Regions from separate parts of the Homo sapiens genome. Here region 2 is linked to region 1. The links are chromatin loops, found by intact Hi-C in ENCODE. Cell type or tissue: PC-3. All regions are shown on one strand.

Region 1 (2,500 bases):
GTTATTAATTCCTGCAGGACTCAACTACTTATCACTCAAACATTTGTTCTTGAAAAGAACTTCGTATAACATCATTAGATTTTTACAGAATCTTTAAAAAAGCTTTAATATTTTCAAGGTTTTTTATTTATATAAATATTGTTACTTTACCACTAGTGATTTCAATAGTGGCATTGTCACATGATTCAAGAAGAGGAGGCCATTACATTACTGTTGTATTAAAAAGTCAGTTCAGGCTTAATATATATGACTACTATAAGTCAACCTCACATTTTAATGTATGAAGAAGATTGTATGAACGATCACATTAATTCATTTAAATAGTATGTATTTTGATACTAATTTTTAAGAAGAAATGTATCATTCTCATGGAAATAAAAGATAATTTGAAAAGCATGTTGTGCTATTTATATCAGGGAAAATTTGTTCAGCTCACACAAAGCCATACATTGACATATTTTTTAAAAATGCTGTAGTACTCTATAGTCTTTGAACTTACTTAATACCTGTTAAGAGATATAACAAACTGAAAAGTTATTTCAGGAGCTAATGTGTTCAATGGAATAAAGTTGATGTACTAAGTAATAGATAAAATGTTAAGAGTTTTCTCCGTGTCAGGCACTATAACAAGCATTCTTTAGGCATTTTTTTTTATAATATATACAGCCTTACGAGGTATGTACTATTGTACTATTGTTGCTATTTTCCTTTTTACAGTTTAAAAACTGAGGGTTAGTTCAACTTGGGGTTTAAACTTTGACTTGCTCTTTCAATCTAAAAACTAACTCATTAACAATGTTGGGAAAATGGTACATTGTTTTATTTTTGATCCACACTACTTAGGTTTTAACTTAGGCTGGATTTTATCATCATAAGACTTATTAAAGGCAAAATATTATGTAAGTAGTACCACAATCTCCCTTTATGAAATTATTATCATCTTTTTCCAAGTATATTTAAAGATCTAATTATGACACTTAGAATTGCAAGAACTCAAAATGGTGTGGTGATGGGTACCCAAAGTTTCAATCCAGTCAACTATAAGCAACAACTATACACACGGCATTGTGTTTGATTGTAGGGGATACAATGATGAAAGTATACAGTCTCAAACTCAAAATAAGACAGTTTACTGGCCAAAAATACACTGTTTCATCCCCTTTATCTCGCCTACACATTACCCTCTTCTATTTTTCATTATCTGTTACAGTACTACAATGGAGAACAGAGCTGCAGTACAACTATAGCATTTTGAGGGGCTGGGAGAACGGGATACAGGGTAAGGAAGATCATGAAGAGTCTAAGCAGAACTTTCCAGTCATTGTACTACAATGGGTTGCAGGCGTGCCAGCCCTCTGGTGGCCACATAAGTCCTGGAGTGGCTGGTCATCTCAGACTGGGAGCTTCCTCATTGGTTTGTCCTAATGGGCTGAGCAAATGTTTTCTGTGAATGGCATGAGGACAAATGTTGGGAAGCCCTGTACTCTAAGGAGGTGATAAAATAATCTCTCTTTGTTAATCCTATTAACTCTGACAGAAAGTACTTTGTGACATATTTCCTAAGCTTTGATTGGAATAGACTATACTATTATTTACTTAATTTTTCAAGTCAAATCCGGGTTTTAACTTAGATCTGCTTTTATCCTTTTATGACTTATTGAAGGTATATAATTTTTAAAACATAAATATTTATCTTAATTCAAACAATAGTAAGATAAAACTGACTTGCCTGAATGGTCATCTTATATACCAGTTATGAGTATACAGGCATACTGATTTCGGGAAAGCCAAAATGACTTTAGATAGGGTGCGTTTTTAAAGCAGCATGATTTTAGGTGCTGGAAGCATTGTTCAAATCCTTTTTTCACTTCTCAATTCTAGCAGTACAGTATTCAAGGACACCTGCTCTCAGTGGTAAGCATTTTTATTTACTTTATCTAGAGCTGTAGATAAAATACTGGCAGCAACCTGCCACTTTCAATTTTTTTACAAACTACCTATTTAAATGTTTAGACAGTTCATTCTAAGAGTATTCCAGTTGAGTTGAAGAGACATTTACCCAGTCCAGTTGGCTGTATCCAGAATTAACTGGGACTCAGACTAGTGTAAATATAACAGATATATCTTTCTTTATTTTGAAAGTCTAAGTTATTTTGTGGCTGAAAAGTTGAAACATTAAGGCAGCCCAGTAAACATTTCTGTTTATTCTTTTTATGAGCAGTATTTTCTATTTCATGTCATAGGTAATGTAATCATCTGATTATTTGGCCCACTTGATTTTTAGCTTACTCATAAGTTTATGATCTTATGATTAAGTTTTTTAAAAGAAAAGACTAACACAAACTCACCCTTTGTAATTCAATCCGTTTGTTTTAGAGATCAATTTTTAAACTTTTATTTTTGAGACAGGGTCTTGCTCTGTCACCTAGATTGGAGTACAGTGACACAATCACAGCTTACTGCAGCCTCAAACTCCCAGACTCAAGCAGTCCTCCCACTT
Region 2 (2,500 bases), 180 kb before region 1:
AGGTGACTATAAGGATGAGTAAAGACAGAGGAGGTGACTAAGGACAGAGCAGGTGATAGAGATTAGGAGGGGGCTGTTTATTGAAACTAGGGACAAGAGACGTAAAGAACGAAAGGACGTTAAGAAACATATATAAGAAACATATACCACAATGATGTGCTGCCCTTTTTCACTCTTCTCTTTTGTCACCCAGGTTTTACTAAGGACTAGACATGTTACGTTTGCTTTCCCTTTGTATTCCTAATAGAAAACATGCTGTATGATTTTGTTTGTTTTATATCTGCTTATTTTAGGACTGTTTGCCATACCACAGAAGTAATGCAACTTGGTCTGCACTAAGGCCTTGTAGGATACAGTAGATTTCTCTTTAAAGAACCAATATGTCACTATGTTCAGCTTCCCTGTTCTTTGTTCCTCATCTTAAAGTTTAACTTCCTTGTTCTTTACGTCTCTTTGTCCCTAGTTTCAGTAAACAACCCCCTCCTAACCTCTATCACCCTCTCTGTCCTTAGTCACCTGCTCTGTCCTTAGTCATCTGCTCTGTCTTTAGTCATCCTTATAGTCACCTGTTCTGTCCTTAGTCACCTGCTCTGTCCTTAGTCATACTTAGTCACCTGTTTTGTAACCATCCCTCCCACCAAAACTACTCACCCTGCCATTTCAGCTTGTACCACTGCTCTCTTTAAAATAGCCAACCCGAATTACCTTAGACTGTGCGGTCTAACCCTAGTCAATAGAGGAAAGACACAGCAGTAGGGACTAACTGCATTAAGGATAAGACTCTCTTCCCCTCCCTTGTCTGGTGTGCTCTCTCCATTGCTCTATCCATGAGACTCACCCTTCTATAGAAGTAAATTGTTTTGTTGAGAAAACTTTTGTCTGAATGCTATTTTCACTTTGTGGCACCGAGCATTTACTTCCAACAATTTTGGGCGCCTGCCCGGGATTCCCATTCTCCTCCAGGGAATGGGTCTCCATTCACTTCTCGTGGGGAGACGCGTCCCATTGCCTCATTGTGGTGGCCTCAGGGTGAGAGATGGGGAACCACCCAGTGCGACAAATAAACTCGGGCTCTCAACAACCCAGAAGGAAACAGGATGATAGCTTGGGGAAAGGATTCTCACATACCGCAGCAATCAGGTAACTCTGTACACAGACCAAGTTAAGCAATGTCGCAGGGGTGACGAAGTATTTCCTTGCTGGTCAAGATATTCTGGAGGTTAAAAGTGTGTTTAAATGATCACAAACACTACTGCTTGCAGTGCTGCTTGTGTGAATGGTACTACGCACTACCGCTGTGTGGAGTGAGTGGGTCCTATCTGCGGTTCCATGGTCACCTCATACGGCTTAGGACAGATCCTGCCATGGGGTTCAAACTGGCATGCCAATACCAAGAGGGGCCTAGACACCCAAAAGGGAAGCGGCCAGAGTGGATGAAGCAAAAGAAGGGTGCAAGGATCCTCCAGCAGGTGGGGCTAAAAGATAGGCAAGAAATCTCTAGTATGAGGGATTAAGCCTAACTAGGACCCAACATGGGAAATACCCTAAGCAAGACAGGGAGTAAAAAGGATAAAAATACCAACAAAGATGATTCCCCCTCATAGTCCCCTAGGTCTCATGTTAAAATACTGGAAAAATAATGAGAGGACTAAACATAAGAAAAAGCAACAAATGATAAAATATTGCTGTTTTATTTGGACTCAGAGACCCATCTTCAAACCCTCAAATCTTCTGACCAAAGTTTGGGTCGAATGAAGATGTAATGTGTCAGCTTTTCATTCAATATGTAAATGATAAAAGCCTCGTTTCTCAAGAGGAACTAGACTATGCTCTTTGTTGGAGGCAGAGACCTGTCCTTTTCCCCTTAAAGACAACTAGGGAAGAACCCAATGTAACATCACAAAAGGAAAAATTACATAAGTTAGTTCCCATGCGCAAAGACTCCAGCATATGGGATCCCCTAGACCATCTTCCCCTGCTCAGTGACCCCAAGCCCTCTCCTCAGACAGCTGCTGCTGCCCAAGATCCTGCTCCAGATTCTTCACCTACTCACGTTATTCCCCCTCCTTACAATCCTGACTCTTGGAAATTATCATCCCAAGAGTCTGTCCCCTAACAGCCTAAGGACCCCTCCCTAAAGGGACTCCAATGTGAAATAGAACAATATAAAAAGGATATCCGAAACTTCCCTTTTCCCTCTACAACTAAAGAGTCAGCCCCTGATCTCCTTCCCTTAAGATAGGTGCCACAAGGAGGAGGAACCATTGACTTCATGGATACTCCCTTAACCAGTTCAGAATTCCAGAGTTTAAAAAAGGAGCTTAAGCCATTACTAGATGACCCTTACGGAGTGGCAGATCAAATTGATCAATTTTTAGGACCTCAGTTATACACTTGGGTTGAGTTAATGTCCATTTTGGACATCCTCTTTTCAGGAGAAGAAAGGAGTATGATTCATAGGGCTGCTATAGTAGTTTGAGAACGTGAGCATTCACCCAGT

The links. Peaks named below come from ENCODE experiments on the same cell type or tissue, not always from the same donor. Only the 100,000 strongest peaks of a DNase experiment are listed, where the experiment ranks them.
Region 2: a loop joins it to region 1, with 4 times the contacts of the local background. A loop is called at or near these places in 8 of 110 quality-filtered maps.

Annotation. Positions count from the first base shown.
Region 1 is chr7:12,242,972-12,245,471 of GRCh38, forward strand. TMEM106B (transmembrane protein 106B) reads left to right here. Exons shown (of 8, transcript NM_001134232.2): 8 at 1-396. Among named protein-coding and RNA genes, the nearest start is that of TMEM106B, 33 kb to the left of the region's middle. In PC-3, a CTCF peak has its summit at 1,347 (motif pointing left); a DNase peak (open chromatin) is centred at 1,370; H3K27ac peaks cover 350 bases.
Region 2 is chr7:12,066,212-12,068,711 of GRCh38, forward strand. The region is part of intron 1 of LOC124901589 (a long non-coding RNA gene); the gene reads right to left. Among named protein-coding and RNA genes, the nearest start is that of TMEM106B, 140 kb to the right of the region's middle. RefSeq lists an enhancer at 1-946. In PC-3, a CTCF peak has its summit at 1,455 (motif pointing right); DNase peaks (open chromatin) are centred at 560, 1,140 and 1,470; H3K4me3 peaks cover 1,261 bases; H3K27ac peaks cover 1,984 bases.